Regions from separate parts of the Homo sapiens genome. Here region 1 is linked to region 2. A link is an interaction called in ENCODE POLR2A ChIA-PET data of the cell type or tissue named here. Cell type or tissue: CD4-positive, alpha-beta T cell. All regions are shown on one strand. Links, peaks and the distances in the headings refer to the core of each region. The heading gives the core; the rest is flanking DNA. Region 1 holds the start of LOC105371773 (a long non-coding RNA gene). Region 2 has its middle 9.5 kb from the start of TOP2A.

The links. Peaks named below come from ENCODE experiments on the same cell type or tissue, not always from the same donor. Only the 100,000 strongest peaks of a DNase experiment are listed, where the experiment ranks them.
Region 1: POLR2A ChIA-PET joins it to region 2 with 11 read pairs; 12 of 35 experiments call an interaction of 5 or more read pairs at or near these places.

What each region holds. Positions count from the first base shown.
Region 1 is chr17:40,513,974-40,519,345 of GRCh38, reverse strand. It overlaps LOC105371773 (a long non-coding RNA gene), which reads right to left and starts at 2,401. Exons shown (of 4, transcript NR_188623.1): 1 at 2,297-2,401. In CD4-positive, alpha-beta T cell, for the core only: no CTCF peak of the experiment used is centred there; DNase peaks (open chromatin) are centred at 2,425, 3,425 and 3,755; H3K4me3 peaks cover 3,231 bases.
Region 2 is chr17:40,424,694-40,430,065 of GRCh38, reverse strand. No RefSeq gene overlaps it. Among named protein-coding and RNA genes, the nearest start is that of TOP2A, 9.5 kb to the right of the region's middle. In CD4-positive, alpha-beta T cell, for the core only: no CTCF peak of the experiment used is centred there; a DNase peak (open chromatin) is centred at 2,995; H3K27ac peaks cover 547 bases.

The DNA of each region.
Region 1 (5,372 bases), core at 270-5,269, 89 kb before region 2:
AACCCGGCCCCATTTCCAGTCACAGCAGAGAGTACGACCTGGGGCTCTTTGGATGAAATGGACAGAGTGGGCTCTGATGGGGAAGCACCCTCAGGGACTATGTATACTCCCCACAGCCAGGGTGTGAAGCCCTCTAGACAGTCCTCAGCAGGAGCCCCACAAACCCATCCCACAACCTGCCACTCCATATAACAGGAGGATCCCTCAGAGCCCTTTGAGGGGCAGAGGGGTGGCGGGAGGGTGGTTGGCAACAAGCCTGTGGGTGAGAAACCCTCCTCAAGGCCTTGGAGGAGCCCTAATCGCCAAGCAAAGAAACATACCTGCCCTGCCCTCAGGGAGCTCCCACTCCAAGGGGGAGACCCAGGCCCTACTTGGGGATGGGGATGCAGGGATAGGGGTGGGGGCTCAGGCTTGCTCACTGAGACACCTCAGGGAAGGGCGCAGGCCTGCAGGTGGAGGGCGGAGACTCCATGAGTAATCAGGTTTACAGAGGAATGCACTTCCAAGGAAAATGAGTCAGAGGCAGGAAGAGGAGAGTGAGAGCCCAGTCTGGATGCCACCCTCACCTGACCTACAAGGCTCGCTGCCCCAGGCACTTGGGGAGACCCCTGTTCCCTCTCACACTCTCAGCCCTACTATAGGCCCCGGTGAAATGCAGGGAAGATCCCTGTAGCCAAAAGTCCTATAAATGATGGTGAGGAGTCAGGAAGGAGACCCTAATGAATCCTCTCCCAGCACCCTGTTTTCTCTTCTGCCTGGAACTCAAACAGTATTTGCAGGAAAGCACCCACTGAAGGTGCTCCTTCTTCCTCTGGGCATGCACTCCAGGAGGCATGCTTGCTATTTGAACATCCCTGAGCACTTTGCATTTTCAGCCTGGCCAATCTGCCTCCAACTTGCACTCCCAGAAGACTGAGAGCTGCCTAAAGGCAGAACCCAGCCTGGCTCTCTGGTCCTTAGAGTCATGGTGTTTAACACTGTTGAATGGACAAATTCAACTCTACTGTATTGGACTATATTGGACTGTACTTACTAAGTACTGTACTTCTCAAAGCCAGTCATGTGCCTGTATCTCCACCACCACCACCCTAGGCTCCTGCCCTCTGCACTTGATCAGCTCCCCAACCCTTTAGCCATACCACATCCAGAGGATCTTGCAAAACACAATGTCTTGGGAGGATTGCTGGATCCCAGGAGGTCAAGGCTACAGTGAGCTATGATCGTGCCACTGCACTCCAGCATGGGTGACAGAGAAGACCTTGTCTCAAAAATAAACCAAAACAGGGCCGGGCACTGTGGCTCACTGCTGTAATCCCAGCACTTTAGGAGGCCGAGATGGGCAGATCACGAGGTCAGGAGATTGAGACGATCCTGGCTAACAGGGTGAAGCCCCGTCTCTACTAAAAATACAAAAAAATTAGCTGGGTATGGTGGCATGTGCCTGTAGTCCCAGCTACTCAGGAGGCTGAGGCAGGAGAATTCTTGAACCCGGGAGGTGGAGATTGCAGTGAGCTGAGATAGCACCACTGCACTCCAGCCTGGGCGACAGAGCGAGACCCTGTCTCAAAAATACATAAATAAAAATAAAAATAGATAAACAAAAACAAATTAAAAAAACCAAACACAATGTCATCACGCTTCTACAAATGTTCTGTTGCTTCCCACTGTTTTCAAGGTAAATCCAAAACCTCTAAGCTGGTGCACTGGGGCTGGCCCCTAGGTGCCTCTCTGGCCTCCTTGTTGTAAATCCTTCTGTCTTTGTCCACCAGCTGCACTGAGTTTTCTTCAGCTCCTCAACAGGACCGCTATCACTCACTCCTACCCCAGGACCTTTGCACCTGCAGTCTCTTCCATCTGCAAGTTCTTTCTCTCTCCTTTACCCTTTTTGCCTGGCTAGCTTCTATTGTATTCAGATCTTGGATTAATTGAGGCAGCTCTCCGTGATCCCCTATAGGCATGTCCCTTGTTACACATTCTCAAGGCAACCTTGACTTTTCCTTCATAGCCTCTTTCACAGTCCATAATTAGACATCTGCATGGTTATTTCATCAATGTCTACCCTCCATCCTCATCCCCCATCCTGTCCCAAAGACCATCAACAGGATGTGGACCGATGCCCAGGCCCAGCCCTAGCACCTGCCCCCCAGGAGGCTGGAATCAGAAGGACACGCCTGACCCAGAAAGGCCCCACACCCCAGGAGCCTGAGATCTGGGATAGTACTTGGCCCAAAAGGGCAGCCCCACCCTGTGCTGCCAAAGTTGCAAGAGGAAGAACTGGGGCTCTGGGTATACTTACCTGGAAAGAGAAAGCTGAGGAATGCTTGAAGACAGAGATAAGATGGCCAGAAAGCAGGAAATGAGCTGCAGATAGCTGTTGGCTGAGGCAGGGCAGTTTAGAATTAAGGCTGCAGATCAAAGCCACAGGAAGTGGGCTGGTATTTTTCGGTAACAGCAAAATCTGATAGAAGCCACAGTTTCCTGTCTGGGTGGGGCAGGCAATTCATTCACTCATTCATACATATTTGTTCCTATCATATGGTCATTCAACAAATATTGATTGAGCACCTTTCTGGGTGCCAGACACTGTGCAGTGCCCTGGGGGACAGCAGTGAGTACAAGTGAATTAAGTCCCTACTCTCCTGAATTTGCAGGCATCTATCTTGTTGTCTAGACCTTTTTCCCAACTGCCAGCCTATAGTCCATTTAGTGAGTCACAGCCAGCATTTTTTTAAATGCAATACAGAATGGGATAGAAAATATTAGTGTAGCCCAAGCAGTGAGGATAAGCATTCAGTTATACATGTATTACGTGAACTGGGTCCTGGCATAAAATGTATTTCTTCCTGTGGTTCATAATCAGAAAAGTTTGAGAAACATCATTCTAAGCATTATTTAAATAATTCCAAGGCCGGGCATGGTGGCTCACACCTGTAATCCCAGCACTTTGGGAGGCCGAGGCAGGTGGATCACCTGAGGTCAGTAGTACGAGGCAAGCCTGACCAACATGGTGAAACCCCATCTCTACTAAAAATACAAAAAAAAATTAGCCAGGCGTGGTGGTGCATGCCGGTAATCCCAGCTACTCAGGAGGCTGAGGTAGGAGAATCGCTTGAACCCAGGAGGCGGAAGTTGCAGTGAGCCGAGATCGCGCCACTGCATTCCAGCCTGGGCAACAAGAGCGAAACTCCGTCTCAAAAAAAAAAAAAAAAATTCATAACCGAAGTCAATGATAGGGAGCATGAAGAAATACACAGAGTGCTACAGGAGGTTAGAACAGTAGGGCCCCAACTGGTCTGGGCTGGGGACGGTGGTCAGGGACATCTTTGCTGCAGAGAGGATGCCTGAGTTCTCTGAGAAGGGGGCGGGGAGTGGGAAATGGAGGAGTGCTAAGGGAAGGATGGGGGAGGAGGTGTGAACTAGTACTGTGTCAAGAGGATGGCTTGGCGAAGGAGCAGTCAGGCAGAGACCGGCATGTGCCACACGCACCATCAGAGGGTGGGGGAGGGTGGCGGGACGTGGAGGTGGAGAGGTGGGAAGGAGCCTTGTGAAGCTTATTGAACAGTTGGGTCTCGATCCTAAAAGCAATGAGAAGCCACTGGTGGGTTTATTCATTCATATATCCAACAACCGCTTGCTGAGGAATCCCTTCCCCTGGCATCCTGGTGCTGGAGACACAGAGATGAAAACACCCTGAAGCCACTTCCAGGCCAGTTGAGAGTCAAGACATGCTGGAAACATGAAGAAGCAATCAAGACAGGAAGCAGTCAATGCAGACGCACATCCTACTGAAGGAAACCAGTGTTTTAGAACGGGTTCCCCAGAAGCAGACTCTGAGACAAGGATGAGCATGAGATTCATTGACTTGGCAGGTGATCCCAGGAAGCACTGTAGGGAAATGGAAGAGTGACACAGAAAGGGGGAGGAAGCCAATGGAGGAGGACTGACAAGCCCCTGTGGGCAACTGGGAACTCAAACGCAATCCCACTGGAAGCCCCTGAGAGATGGCAGAACACACCTACAGGAAGTAAAGATGGTTTTCATCATCCAGTTCGCATCTGTCACTGGCTGAAGGCTGCTCCTGGGGTCATCAACTCCACAACACTCCTAACCTGTCCCATGCACAGGACAGACAGCCTGCTTCTGTCTGCAGAGAAGGCCTCTGGCAGAACTGCAGGGATGCAGGCAGAAGCCTCAGCATGCAGGGGAACAGCGAATGCCAACGGTGGATGCACAGGGCACCAAAGTCATCCTGTGCAGCTTCCAGAGCATTCTGTGGCCCCTTAACTCATCTGTATTTGATGTAGGATGATGAGCCCCAAATATCAAACTACAGCCCTAACTTTTATTTGGCCTCCAAATCTTTATATCAGCTCTCCCTCAGACATCTCACTTTGGATGTCCCATGAGCACCTCAAATCATCAGGTCCTCAAACTTAATGCATATGCATCTCCATCCTCACCATTAAACCTACATACCTCCTGTTTCCCTACTGGGATGGATGGTGCCCCCAATTACCCAGTCACTCAAGCCCAAACCAGCTAAGCACAATCCCTCAATCCTGTTACTTCTCTCACTGCCCAGCCTTAGGGTGACTCCCCTACCCCACCCTATCTCACCCAGATCATGGTATCAGCTTTCCAGGTGTCCTCCCCACCCCCATCATGCCCTCTGTGGGGCAGCCCAGGCAGACTTTCCAACACACAGATCTGGTTGTGTCCATCCCCTGCTTGAAATCCTTCATGCTTCCCAATGCCTCGCCAGCCTAACATCCCCGCACCATCATTGCCAACATGCCACTTTGTATTATCCAACTCTTCCAAGTTATTCCACATTTCCCTGCCACATGTTCATTCCTTTGCACTTGCTGAGTCTGCTGCTTTTTGTTTGTTTATTCAGACAGGATCTCACTCTGTCACCCAGGCTTGAGTGCAGTGGCACCATCATAGCTCATTGCAGCCTCAAATTCCTGGGCTCAAGGGATCCTCCTACCTCAGCCTCCCAAGTAGCTAGGACTACAGATGTGCACCACTGCACCCAACCTGAACCCACTTTCTAAACTCAATGACCTCTGCTTTTGTCCACCTGGCAAATAACCCTTCTCGTTGTATCTCAGCCCTGCCTCCTCTAGCAAGTGGGAGCACGGAGGTCCTGATTCCCTCCGTGCTCCCACTGTGCTGCTCACCTCCTCCTCGGCAGAGCAAGGACATCATGAAATAGCCATCGTTAAACTGCAGGTCTGCCTTCTCCACTAGACTGTGAGCTCCTCCTTGAGAACAGGGACATTATTTTATTTTTGTTTCCCCAGCACCTTAGCACAGAGCCTGCTCCCAGGAATCCCTCCATATATGAAGTGACTAAGCTAAGGTGACCC
Region 2 (5,372 bases), core at 209-5,208:
ATGGATGACACCGTGTCCTACACATCCCTGTGTGTTCGGAAACTGACGCCTAATAGATGCTCAGTCATGCCTATTGGCTCACTAACCCTGTACCTCACTCCCCTAGGATCTCCCCCTGGGGGGTTCCCCAGGGGCTGGAGAGCTCATCTTATCCTGTATTCTACCCCCCTTCCCAATACAGGATAGAAGAGAGAGCAAGGCTTGCATAGTGGGAGAGGCTTGGAGGGGCCTCCTGGAGCCTCTAGTCCACCTGGAAAGGTGATCTATGCTCAGGTGGGTCTCCCTGAGAGAACAGAAGAGGCCCGTGTCCTCAGGCCAAGGCTCCCTTTCTTTATGGCTGCCCTTTCCTCTTTCTCTTTTACCTCCTTGTGATGGTTAGTACTGAGTGTCAACTTGATTGGATTGAAAGGTGCAAAGTATTGATCCTGGGTGTGTCTGTGAGGGTATTTCCAAAGGAGATTAACGTTTGAGTCAGTGGGCTGGGAAAGGCAGACCCACCCTTAATCTGGCTGGACACAATCTAATCAGCTGCCAGCACAGCTAGGATAAAAGCAGGCAGAAGAATGTGAAAATACTAGACTGGCTTAGCCTCCCAGCCTACATCTTTCTCCCATGCTGGATGTTTCCTGCACTCGAACATCAGACTCCAAGTTCTTCACCTTTGGGATTCGAACTGGCTTCCTTGCTCCTCAGCTTGCAGATGGACTATTGTGGGACCTTGTGATCATGTGAGTTTAATATTCCTTAATAAACTCATATATATATATATAAACTCATATATATATAAACTCATATATATATACTCATATATATATATATGTATATAATATCCTATTAGTTCTGTCCCTCTAGAGAACCCTGACTAATACACTCCTCTTCCTCCTCAAAACAACATCCTCAAATATTCCTGTCAAATATCACCTCCTACCATTAGGGATTAATTCCCTTGGCTTTGAGGAAGCAGTGTGTACAGTAGAACATCCAATAGACCAGGAATTGTGATCTTACACATGTCAATTTTTTTTTTGAGACGGGGTCTTGCTCTGTCACCCAGGCTGGAGTGCAGTGGTGCGATCTCACCTCACTGCAAGCTCTGCCTCCCGGGTTCATGCCATTCTGCCTCAGCCTCCCAAGTAGCTGGGACTACAGGCGCCCGCCACCATGCCCGGCTAATTTTTTGTATTTTTAGTAGAGACAGGGTTTCACCACATTAGCCAGGATGGTCTCCATCTCCTGACCTCATGATCCACCCGCCTCGGCCTCCCAAAGTGCTGGGATTACAGGCGTGAGCCACGGTGCCCAGCCACACATGTCAATTCCTATATGTCAGTGAAGCCTATGAAAATGTCTTTCTCGGCCGGGCGCGGTGGCTCACGCCTGTAATCCCAGCACTCTGGGAGGCCGAGGTGGGTGGATCATGAGGTCAGGAGATCAAGACCATCCTGGCTAACACGGTGAAACCCCGTCGCTACTAAAAAATACAAAAAATTAGCCAGGTGTGGTGGCGGGTGCCTGTAGTCCCAGCTACTCGGGAGGCTGAGGCAGGAGAATGGTGTGAACCCAGGAGGCAGAGCTTGCAGTGAGCCGAGATCGCACCACTGCACTCCAGCCTGGGCAACAGAGCGACTCCATCTCAAAAAAATAAAAATAAAAGAAGAAGAAAATGTCTTTCTCTTCTCAGAATAAATAATTCCAGATGCCTCCCCTGCCCTCTCTTCTCTCACCTATCTGCTCATAATTTAAGCCATTGGCAATACCCTGCCACTCCCCTCATTGTTTCATCTGCTCCACTTCTCTCAAAGTTCTCTGGCAGAAGTGGATGCTCTCCCTCCTCCCTACTGCCTCTAATGCCACCATCATTACCCCTAGCACCTTCTGCCTCCAGGTGTTCCCCCAGTAACAGAAGAAGGAAGGTGTCTACAGAGACACTCTGTGACTGTCCCCTGTGACTGTTTTGCCTCCGCTTCTAGAGGACAGACATAACCTGGTTCCTCAATCAGACCCCTGCTGACATTTTATCCACTTCCCAGCTAGGAGCAGGGTTCATTAGCCCTAGTGGAGAATTCCTCTCCCCTTTTACCTATGAGATGCAGCCCTACTCAAGAGAAGCTTTCTCTGAGACCCTTGCAACTGACCCCTTTTTCCCCTTCTGGGTTTTCTTTCCTGCAGCTTCCTCACTGGGTGTCTTAGTCTGTTTCATGCTGCTATAACAGAATACCTGAGATTAGATAATTTATTTAAAGCATGGATTTATTTCTTACAGTTCTAAAGACTGGGAAGTCCAAGATCAAGGGGCCTGCATCTGGTGAGGGCCTTCATGCTGTGTCATCCCATGGCAGAAGGCAAAAGGACAAGAGAGCAAGAGATCAAACTTGCAGCCTCAGCCTCAAGTCCTTTTATAATTGTCATTAATCCATTCATGAGCACGGAGTTCATGACCTACAAACCTCCCGTTAGGCCCCACCTTCCAACACTGTTGTGTTGGGGATTAACTTTCCACACATGCTTTTTGAGGGACACATTCAAACCGTAGCACTGGGTCTTTGAGTCCAAGGTAGAGATGTTCCTGCATAGCCCCAGTGTCCCCAAGGACAGCCCAGCTGATGCCAGCAATGAGTACTGTACCTTCCACTGAATCCAAAGAGGATGCAGCAAACTGCTGGTACAGTCATCCCTGGCTTCCATAGGGGCATAAGCAGAGGCTTGTGTGGACATTTCCCTTCACTTAGGGGTTTGACAGCCCAGCCACCTGGCCAGAGAGCTGGCTTTCCTGCACAAGGGGTCTGGTAGCTGGGTGTGCTGCCTCCAGGTGGACAATGATAGTGCTAATAATACCATTCACAGAAGGCCTCCAGTGGGTGGGCATTGTACTAGGTGAGGGTACCAAAGAAATAAGTAAATCCCTGACTTTAGAAGAGCTTGTGGTTTGAAGTGGGAGACCTGTGGGTAAACACACAGTGCTGTGTAATAGAGAGAAATGCACAGGAAGCCAAGAAAACAAAGACAAACCAAGGCTGGTTAGAGCAAGCTTCAAAGGAAGGTGATATTGAGCTGGGTGTGTTGGGTGACAGAATCCCAGCTTACTCTGCAGGCTGAGGCAGGAGGATCCTTGAGCCCAGGAGTTTGAGGTGATCTTGAGCAACATAAGAAGACCCCATCTCATAAATAAGTAAATAAATATTTTTTTTTAAAGGAAGTGACATTGGATCTGTGTCTTGAAAGATCAGTAGAAATTCACAATCTTGGGGACACTGCCTAACTCTTGCAAGCCTGAGTTGCCTTAGTTTAAAGGATTGTTGTAAAGATTAGGGAGAAAGTTATGTGCAGTGCTTATAATTGGCATTCAACAAACTATAATCAGCAAAACTATTGTTGGAAATAGAGTGTGTATCAGTCAGGATTCCCATCTTCCTGCTCCTGTAGCTTCTCTCATGATCAGGAAGGAAGACAGAAAACCACATAAGCAGCACTTAACTCCAGGCCTTTGGGAAACACCATTATTTTCTTCAATCCTAAACAGAAGGATCTAACTTTCTATTTTCTTCAGGTGAATAATTTGCTCCTAGCACCACTCCACCCTTTCCAACCTGCCTAGTGTCTCAGATCGTCAGTGAAGGGGACCCTGTAGACATAAACTGGCCCTGATTGCCTTGGAGATAGCAGCAGGGGGGGACAACTGCCGGATAACGTCGGAGGGAAGACGCTCCAGAGACGTACTTTTTTATTCCTCTTCCGAGGTAGAGGATTCCAATGCAGAAGTTCCTCGGTGATGACCTTCCATGTTCCACAGTGACCAAATAAAACATACTGAGGGCGATCATTCAAGTAGCCTGAGGACTATCAAGATACTCAGTCCAGTTCTGCCTCCCTTTCCTGGTGTGAAAAGCTGAGAGAACAGAGAGGCCCAGCCCTGGCCTCTGCTGTCAGATGGGAGGGCTACTTTACCACTTCCATTCTGTGGGCTGCAGAGGAAGGATGTAGGGAGCTGGAGAGTTTAGGGGTGAGGAAGCAGCAAGGGGCTCATTATGTTTGCCCAGGTCTTGCTGATCAAGTCTCCAGCAGGCATAAAACTAAGGCCAAGCTCCAGTTCCAGCAGCTGCCATCGGCAGGCACTGGTGCCAGAGAGGGGCAATTGGGGATGTCTTAGGGAGCTGGCAGAGCCCCAGCCATACCACTAGGCCACGAGATGGGGGAAGGGATGTCACATAAAGAGTGAAAAGGATCCGTGGCCCTCCTCTGCCTCCCCATACACCAGGGTTCAGCCCCGATGGGCTTGAGCTCCTCTGCAGCCCTGGTTGGGCTCTGTGGGGGGGAAAGGAAGACAAAGCTGCAGGCATACCCTGATTTAAACCAACTCAATAAATGAAAAGTCATATTTGGAATTACAGTGTCAGAACTTGAAAAGCCCTTAACAGTAATTTACCCATTAATTTTAAAAATCTAAGCAGTGGAGCCCTGTGTTTAATGAAGTTTTACACAGAACCTAAAATATGAAAAGATGAAAGTGGGACTGTTCTGGATTGGTTAACTGGGCCTCACCTCCTCCAAGTGCTTTCACTATCACCTCTCTCTTTTTTTTTTTTTTTTTTTTTTTTTTTTGAGACGGAGTCTCACTCTGTCACCCAGGCTGGAGTGCAATGGCGCGATCTCGGCTCACTGCAAACTCCGCCTCCCGGGTTTGCACCATTCTCCTGCCTCAGCCTCCCGCATAGCTGGGACTACAGGTGCTCACCACCATGCCCGGCAAATTTTTTTTTTTTTTTTTTTTTGTATTTTTAGTAGAGACAGGGTTTCACTGTGTTAGCCAGGATGGTCTCCATCTCCTGACCTGGTGATCTGCCCGCCTCGGCCTCCCAAAGTGCTGGGATTACAGGCGTGAGCCACCATGCCCGGCCTCACTATCACCTCTCTGAGACTGTGAAGAAGGCATTTTGCAACCCAATCCTCTAGCTGGGGTACCTCAACTTCAGTTTACAGGTGGGGAAACTGAAAACTAGAGAGAGAAGGGGATTTACCCAAGCTCGTGCAACTAGGGACAGCAGAGCTGGTCTGGGACTTCTCACCACAGCACAGTGTCCCTTACTTTGGTCCAAAGATTTAACTTTTCTGCAGAGTTCTTAGCACTGAGTTCCCAAGTCTACTGATAATCTATCTTTATCTATAAAAATTACATTCTTACACAAACGTGTATAGACAGGTATGCCTGCCTTCAATGAGGTGGGGGAAGGTGACAGGGGTGAGAAGGGTGACCTTACTTTTAAATTTTCAAATAGGAGGAAAAATACAAAAAGCAACTCTTGGCTGGGTGCAGTGGCTCACGCCTGTAATCCCAACACCTTGGGAGGCTGAACTGGGAGGACCACTTGAGCCCA